2 separate regions of the Homo sapiens genome follow, and region 2 is linked to region 1. Evidence: read pairs that join two places in POLR2A ChIA-PET (ENCODE). Cell type or tissue: OCI-LY7. All regions are shown on one strand. Links, peaks and the distances in the headings refer to the core of each region. The heading gives the core; the rest is flanking DNA.

Evidence for each region. Peaks named below come from ENCODE experiments on the same cell type or tissue, not always from the same donor. Only the 100,000 strongest peaks of a DNase experiment are listed, where the experiment ranks them.
Region 2: POLR2A ChIA-PET joins it to region 1 with 6 read pairs; 4 of 35 experiments call an interaction of 5 or more read pairs at or near these places.

The regions. Positions count from the first base shown.
Region 1 is chr2:203,797,943-203,802,339 of GRCh38, forward strand. No RefSeq gene overlaps it. Among named protein-coding and RNA genes, the nearest start is that of CTLA4, 68 kb to the right of the region's middle. RefSeq lists enhancers at 1,888-1,977, 2,048-2,197. In OCI-LY7, for the core only: no CTCF peak of the experiment used is centred there; DNase peaks (open chromatin) are centred at 1,389 and 2,199; H3K4me3 peaks cover 246 bases.
Region 2 is chr2:203,507,167-203,511,563 of GRCh38, forward strand. All of the region lies in intron 1 of RAPH1 (Ras association (RalGDS/AF-6) and pleckstrin homology domains 1), which reads right to left. Among named protein-coding and RNA genes, the nearest start is that of RAPH1, 26 kb to the right of the region's middle. In OCI-LY7, for the core only: no CTCF peak of the experiment used is centred there; no DNase peak of the experiment used is centred there.

The DNA.
Region 1 (4,397 bases), core at 101-4,100:
ACTATATGCAGTTCACCAGAGCTGGTAGCTGTCTCAGTTTGGGCCCTCTCTGAAGCAGAGCCTGAAACAAGGACTTGGATGCAGGCAGTTTATTATTATTATTATTTTATTATTATTTTTTTGAGACAGGGTCTCACTCTGTCACCCAGACTGGAGTGCAGTGGCATGATCTTGGCCCACCATAACCCCGCCTCCCAGCGTTAAGTGATTTTCCTGCCTCAGCCTCCTGAGTAGCTGGGATTACAGGTGTGTGCCACCACGCCCGGCTAATTTTTGTATTTTTAGTAGTGATGGGGTTTCACCATGTTGGCCAGGCTAGTCTTGAACTCCTGACTTCAAATGATCCACCCGCCTCAACCTCCAAAGTGCTGGGATTACAGGCGTGAACCACTGCTTCCGGCCCAGGCAGTTTATTTGAGAGGTGATTCTATGAAGCAGGAGTTAAGGAGTGATGAGATAAGGCGGGAAAGGAGGAAAAACTAAGATAAGGGCACATGATGGAGTTTGTCACATTAAGCAAGGGGGCCTTGATTCTCCCCGGACCGTGGAGAAGCATGCCAAATGCCTCTCAGAAGCATCCACCTGAAGGGTTCTCCAGTCACATGCTCTTGAGGATTTCCCTGAGCTTTACTGCTCTGAAATTCTGTGTTTATGCTTGCACATGGTGAGGTGGAATTCAGAGAGAGCCATGAGGTAAAACAAAAACAAAACCAACAAATTAGGGTGAGGGGATCTTCTAGAAAGGTGGAGTAAAGACCTTCAGAAATCTGCTCTTTCATACAAGCAGTGAGAACTGTCCAAATCAACTTTTTCAGAATTCTGGAAATTACTTAAAGTCTTACAGCAGTCTGGGTGCTTACTCAAGAAAAACAGCTGAATCTCAGTAAGAGGAGCAAGACCTGTGGCATTCCAAATTGCCCTAATTCCATCCCACTCTCACAGCTCGGTCAGGCCATGCAAATCAACAACCTTAAAACCGGCAGTTGTGAAAACACAGCCTAGCAGCTACTGCAGGGTGCAGAACAGGCTCGGAGTCCCCCAAAAGCCCATCCCTAGAGAATTTGTCACTATTTGACCTGACAGCTCAGGGCTCGTCTGTTTCATTTGACTCAGAGGTTGTTCCATGCAACCAGCCCTACCCATAGGGCATTTATCAACAATAAGCAAAAGGCAGTTGTTTAACATTGCATTACCTGAGGTGCCATTACAAATTCAGGCTAACAAGAGGCTAAGCACAAAATATAAGAGGAACACTGGTGAATTAGATAACTGTATGGGTTTTGAAAAGCTTTGCCATATTCCTACAAATCTAGAAGGCCACATGCATGCATAGGGCTGTGTACATGCTCAGGAAAGTACTGGAAGACCCTAGGCTCTCACCTGTGGCTGACTTTAAAGCTCTGTATATGCAGGAAGTGAAAGCAAAGGCAGAATTGGAAATGGCTGCTAAAATGTGGGCCAAGGCACGGTGGCTCACGCCTGTAATCCCAGCACTTTGGAAGGCCAAGGCCGGGGGATCACCTGAGGTCGGGAGTTCGAGACCAGCCTGACCAACATGGAGAAACCCCCATCTCTACTAAAAATACAAAATTAGCTGGGCATGGTGGTGGGTGCCTGCAATCCCAGCTACTCGGGAGGCTGAGGCAGGAGAATCGCTTGAACCTGGGAGGCAGAGGTTGCAGTGGGCCAAGATCACGGCACTGCACTCCAGCCTGGGCAACAAGAGTGAAACTCCATCTCAAAAAAAATAAAATAAAATAAGTAAAATGTTGAAGGAGTGACCCAACACACACACAGATGCCACAGGCAAAGACTGGGAGAATCACTGGTTCAAAGAGTTTAAGGAAATCTCGGTCCAGTTATGAGCTGACCGCTAAGCTAACCAAGCTGAGACTCCAGTGGCTGCATAGGGCAAAGAATATGGACTAAACAGAATTAGTCGAGGAAAGTCACTAAACAAACAACAGCAATAAAAAAACAACAAAGAGCAATAACAGCAAACCCTGGGAAGGAAGGGGAATCTGATTTCCAGAGGTGACACATAATTTACAATATCTAGTTTTCAGCAAAAAACGATAAGCCTGACAGATCAAGTAGTGACAGCTCTCCAGGGATGGGCTTTTGGGGAACTCCGAGCCTGTTCTGCACCCTGCAGTAGCTGCTATTTTCAGCTGTGTTTTCATAATTCTCGGTTTCAAGGTTGTTGGTTTACAAGGCCTCACATAAGTATGGCCCACACACAGGGGAAAAAAAGCAGTCAATAGAAACTGCCTCTGAGGAAACCCAGATGTTATACTTACTATACAAAGACTCCAAATTAGTTATCATAAATATGTTCAAGGATCTCAAAGAAACCATGTCTAAAGAATTAAAAGAAAGTATAAGAATGTTGGCCCATTAAATATAGAATATCAACAAAGAGTTATAAATTACAAGAAAAAAGAGAACTAAATAGAAATTCAGGGCTTGGAAAGTTGCTATAGACTGAATGTTTATGTCCCCCGAATTCATATGTTGAAACTGAATCTCCAGTGAGATGGTATTTGGAGGTGGGGCCTTGGGAAGGTGATTAGATCATGAGGGCAGAGCCCACACCAGAACTTGACCATGCTAGCAATCTTATCTTGGACTTCCAGCTTCCAGAACTGTGAGAAATAAATTTCTATTATTTATTTATTTATTTATTTTTTTGAGACGGAGTCTTGCTCTGTCGCCCAGGCTGGAGTGCAGTGGCACAATCTCGGCTCCCTCCCGAGTAGCTGGGACTACAGGTGCCTGCCACCACGCCCCACTAATTTTTTATATTTTTAGTAGAGATGAGGATTCACCATGTTAGCCAGGATGGTCTCGATCTCCTGACCTTGTGATCTGCCCGCCTTGGCCTCCCAGAGTGCTGGGATTACAGGCATGAGCCACTGCGCCCGGCCTGTTCTTTATAAGCCACACAGTTTATAGTATTTTGTTACAGCAATCCAAAGAGAATAAGAAAAAGGTACAACAACTGAAATGAAAAATTCTCTAGAGGGTATCAACAGCAGCTTTGCACTAGAAGAAGAAAGAATCTGTGAACTTGAAAGCAGGTCAACTGAGAGTGCCTAGCTTGTGGAACAGAAAGAAAAAGAATAAAGAAAAATGAATGGAGCCTCAGAGACCTGTGTGACACCATCAAGCATACCACATACAAATAATCAGAATCCAAGGACAGGAGAAAGAGAAGGGGATAGAAGGGGATAAAATATTTGAAGAAATCGTGGCTTAAAAGCTTCCAAACTTTGATGAAAAACATTAATCTGCACATCCAAAAAGGTCAACAAACTCCAAGCAGGAGAACTCAAAAAGATTGACACTTAGATACATGCATTATAGTCAAACTTTTGAAAGACAAAGAGACTATTGAAAAAAGCAAGAAAAACACTCATCACATACTATGGATGCTCATAACAACGTCATTCATAACTGTCAAAAAGTGGAAACAAATGTCCGTTAGGGGATGAATGGATAAACAAAATGTGGTACGTTCATATAAGAGAATATTATTTGGTCACAAAAAGGAATGAAGTTCTGATACATGTTACAACATGGACGAACCTTGGAAACTATGCTAAGTGGAAGAATTCAGTCACAGAACACCATGTACTGTATGGTTCCAGTCATATGAAATGTCCGGAAAAGACAAATCTATAGAGACAGAAAGTAGATTAGTGGTTGCCAGGGGTGGAGGAGAAAGAAATGGAAATTGACCATTAATGGGTATTTTCTGAGATGACGAAAATGCTCTGGTATTAGATAGCACTGATTAATGCACAATATTGAGAATATACTAAAACCACTGAATTGAACACTTTAAGAGTGAACTTTGTAGACTGTGAATTTTATCTTGATAGGCTGTTATTTAAAAAATCAAACAAACTACTTGGTGAGTGCTTGAGGTGGGACACTGCCAGCTGAAGACAAATTTGAGCTCCCATGAACTGCCCCACCACTGTCATGGCTGAAATCAGGTGAATTCAGGGCAGGTGATGTCTGGCACCAAAGAGATATGCTCCAATAGCCTGTGAATAGGTAAAATAAGCTGCAGGTTATGTGCTATTTCTGGAGTTTTGGGGTAAATTTGTGCCTTGCTTTCCTGCTCAAGCAAATGAAAGGGAAAATGAATGAATAGAAGTGGTGCAATTTATAGTGATTACATTGAATCCCCTGTAATTAAATTTAAATACAATTCTAAATTTTATATTCTAAATACAATTCTAAATTATAATATTTTAGAAAAATCATTCATAATTTTTTTTATTTGTGGTACATCTCACAACAGATAGAAAGTTAGCACTGTGTGGCAAGAGCCTGGTAGACAGCCTGGCTTAAGAGATCATCTATTTCAGTGGGTCCCAGATTTTGGT
Region 2 (4,397 bases), core at 243-4,242, 290 kb before region 1:
GATTACAGGTGTGTGCCACCGTGCCTGGCCACAAAATCCATATTGAATTAAATAAAATATACACAGTAAAGAAGAAAGCTCTTACTTACTGTAGAATGCCAACTACTTAATGTAGATGAAATGACAAAAAAAAATCACCATTTTGCAACCACTGTTATAATTATAAAGTATTTATTTTAAAAGTAATTTAAAAACCAAGTTGCTAAGTTTTAAAAAATCAAGGCAAGAATCATCAATAGAGGCTAAAACTAGTAGGTGAAAATTTGATGACATATATTCTCAAAATATCTCCCCACAAATTACTCAGAAGACAACCTTAACCAAGTGACCAAAATATCATCACTACAAAGGCAAACCAACATCAGAGGGTTCCAGTTATAATGCATTGGGAAGGATACAACATCACTGTAGTTATTCCTGCAAAAAATGCAGTACCTGAATCAAATCATAAGAGACATTTTACAAAATAATTGGCCAACACTTTTCAATAATGTGATGGCCAAGAAACAAAGAAAGGCTAAGGAAATGTTCCATATTCAATGGAACTTAAAGAGACATGACAACTAAATACAATGCTTGAACCTGGACTGGATCTTAGACCCAGGGAAAATATCTAAACATAGCCATAAGGACAATGTTGGAACAGTTGACAAAATATGACTGGATTAGATCACAGTATTGAATCAATGTTACATTTCCTGATTTTGATAACAGTATTGCAGTGACGTAAGAGAACATCTTTGATCTTAAGAAATATACACTGGGGCCGGGCACGGTGGCTCATGCCTGTAATCCCAGCACTTTGGGAGGCTGAGGCGGGCGGATCACCAGGTCAGGAGATCAAGACCATCCTGGCTAACACAGTGAAACCCCATCCCTACTTAAAAAAAAAAATACAAAAAAATTAGCCACATGTGGTGGTGGGTGCCTGTAGTCCCAGCTACTTGGGAGGCTGAGGCAGGAGAATGGCGTAAACCCGGGAGGCAGAGCTTGTATAGTGAGCTGAGATAGCGCCACTGCACTCCAGCCTGGGCAACAGAGCAAGACTCTGTCTCAAAAAAAAAAAAAAAAAAAAAGGAAGAAAGAAAGAAATATACACTGGGGTTACAGGCATGCACCACCATGCCTGGCTAATTTTGTATTTTTAGTAGAGACAGGGTTTCTCCATGTTGGTCAGGCTGGTCTCGAACTCCCAACCTCAGGTGATCCGCCTGCCTCGGCCTCCCAAAGTGTTGGAATTACAGGCGTGAGCCACCACGCCTGGCCTTGAGGTTGTTTATATTCTTCTTACAACTTTTCTGTAGGTTTGAAATTACAGTTTTCCCTTGGCACCAGGGGGACTGGTTCCAGGACCTCCACCTATACCCAAATCATGCATACTCAAGTCCAGTAAACCCTCCATATACGTAGGTTTCACATCACCACAATGATCCATGTTTGGCTGAAAAAAAATCTGCATACAAGCAGACCCACACAGTGCAAACCTGTGTTGTTCAAGTGTCAACAGTATATCAAAATAAATTAAGAAAGAGAGAGATGAAGGAGGAGAGATAAAAAGAAAAAAGTCTTTACCCTCAGAAAGCTATAATTAGGAAAACAGTGTGTTAACAAATAGATCATCTAAATTTCAGAAATAAATTTAAGGAAAAGGAAAAAAAGACAAGCTATAAAACACTTTTACTAAATTAATACGTTTAGTCTAAGGACACTGAAAAATAATTGTGTATTTCTCCAATATATGGTTTTTATTATGTATGCATATGCTCCCTTTCCTAAAGTATATTTGCCTTGCTTACTCAGTTAACCTTTTTAGCTTATTTATAAAAATTTAGCATCTTAGAAAGATATTTATTCATCAGACATCCTTTCACAGATGCAAAAAGAGTCATTTAAAAAATAATTTTTTTTTTTTTTTTTTTTTTTTAAGAGAGAGTCGCTCTGTCACTCAGGCTGGAGTGTGGTGACACGATCTTGGCTCACTGCAACCTCTGCCTCCCAGGTTCAAGTGATTCTTGTGCCTCAGCCTCCTGAGTAGCTGGGATTACAGGTGCACACCACCACACCTGACTAATTTTTGTATTTTTATAGAGATGAGATTTTGCCATGTTGTTCTCAAACCCCTGGCCTCAAGGGATCCAACCACCTTGGCCTCCCAAAGTGCCTGGATTACAGGCGTGAGCCACCACACCCGGCCCTAAAAAAATAAGTAATTTTTTAAAAAGTTCGTTAACATCACAAGTAGGTCAGAAAAAAATCAGAATTCGGTTCCAAATCCAAAGTTAGTATTTAATTAAATTGAAATGCTTACAGTAAATACAGACTTCAAGATGGGTATTTTTAAAGATGTTTTGATTATTAAAACTGTGTTACTTTTGTTACTGTCAGAACAAAAGGAGTAAAACAGTAAATCACTTCTATTTTGCATTATTCATTAACATATTTCCTGACCTCTTCCCAACATCCAGATAGGAGGTATTACTAAAGTTGATCAAATATCCCCCACTGATATAGTTTGGATGGGTATCCCTGCAAATCTCATGTCAAATGTAATCCCTAATGTTGGAGGTGGGGCCTGGTGTGAGGTGATTGGATCATGGAGGTGGTTTCTCATGAATAGTTTAATACCATCCCCTTGGTGCTGTCCTCTCAATAGTGAGTTCTTGTGAGATGTGGTCATTTAAAAGTGTGTGGCACCTCCCCCCTACTCTTGCCCCTGCTCCGGCCATGTCACCTGCCTTGTTCCCCCTTCACCTTCTACCATGATTGTATAAGCTTTCTGAGGTCTCCCCAGAAGCAGAGCAGATGCCAGCATCATGCTTCCTGTATAGCCTGCAGAACCATGAGCCAATTAAACCTCTTTTACTTATAAATTATACAGTCTCAGGTATTTCTTTATAGTAATATGAGAATGGCCTAATACATACAACCAAAAAAGCTTCAAGATGTCTGCTTTCTGTTTCTATCTCATAAATGTAAAATTCCTAGGAAAGACATTTTACCACTCATTACTGATAAAAGATACATTTAATACTGTCGGCGCCTGCCTGTAATCCCAGCTGCTCAGGAGGCTAACGTAGGAAAATTGCTTGAACCTGGGAGGCAGAGGTTGCAGTGAGCTGAGATCATGCCACTGCACTGCAGCCTGGGTGATAGAGCAAAACTCCATCTCAAAAAAAAAAAAAAAAAAAAAAAAAGTCCTCTTGAGGTTCTTGAGGGTAATAGGAAGTAATCCCTTACCAAAGGCTGTAGTAGAGGTAGGGACCATTCATAAAGAAGCCAGAGGATTAAGAGAATAGAAATGGGAAAAAGGATGCTCTGCAGGAGAGCAGAGAGTATTCTCCAGGGTGGCATCCCCCAGGCAATTAAGACATTTTCTTCCAGGGTCACTGAAACTACAAAAACAAACTCTCAAACCTGGGATGCAAACTCAAATACCTGCAGGGGTCAGGCAGCCAATATACATACTGGTGGTGGTAGTTAGATATAAACCAATAGGGAGTGGTGAGGTCTGGGAACTGTGACAGCACACCTCAGCTAAAAACACTAGAATTTTTTAAGTTTATTCTGGAATTAAGATAGTGGTGAAGGTTGCATGACCTTGTGAATGTAATAAAACTCACTGAGTGTACACTTTAAAAGAGTAAATGTTTGGGAGGGTGAGGCAGGAGGATTGCTTGAGCCCAGGAGTTCGAAACCAGACTGGGCAACATAGCGAGACTCTGTCTGTATTAAAAAATAAATTTAAAAAAAGAGTAAATATTATGTATATCTCAATTTAAAAAAAACTAAAAGTTTAAGTGTGTGCTAGTTAAACAAGAGAGGAGTTAGATGCCACTTCCTCTGAGAAGCCCATGAACTCTGTACCTCTATGGCATTTATAGCTAATCAGCTTTGTATTATGTGGTGGTTACTGGTGCACTTGCCTTATCACCCTCCACACCCAACTAGATTGCAAGCTCTGGAAAGAGAGAAACCATATGGTTCTCATTTTTCACCCCAGAGCAACTACCACAGAAATATATTCTTTCTTGATGCAAATTTCGACTTTTTTCTGCCAAGTATTTCTAATTTAAGATGACTCAAAGCTAAAGGTACATTTCTTTAAAAAAAAAAAAAAGTGGCCAATTTATCTGGTTCTAGTTTAAAGAAATATTAATCAAAAGAAACCAACACATTCCAAAATTAATTTCCCTATCAATAGAAGAATGGTTAGGAAAAATCAGAAAATTCTGCAATGCACTTTAGCTTCAGAAGAGTATTTTAATAGTATTTCTATAAGGTTATTTCAAGGCATATGATTTGATTCAATAGCTGCGTTAATGACTCTCTGGTAAAAATTAACAAATGACTATTAGTAAGGGTTCTTGCACCTGACAGAAACCCAACTCAAACTAGTT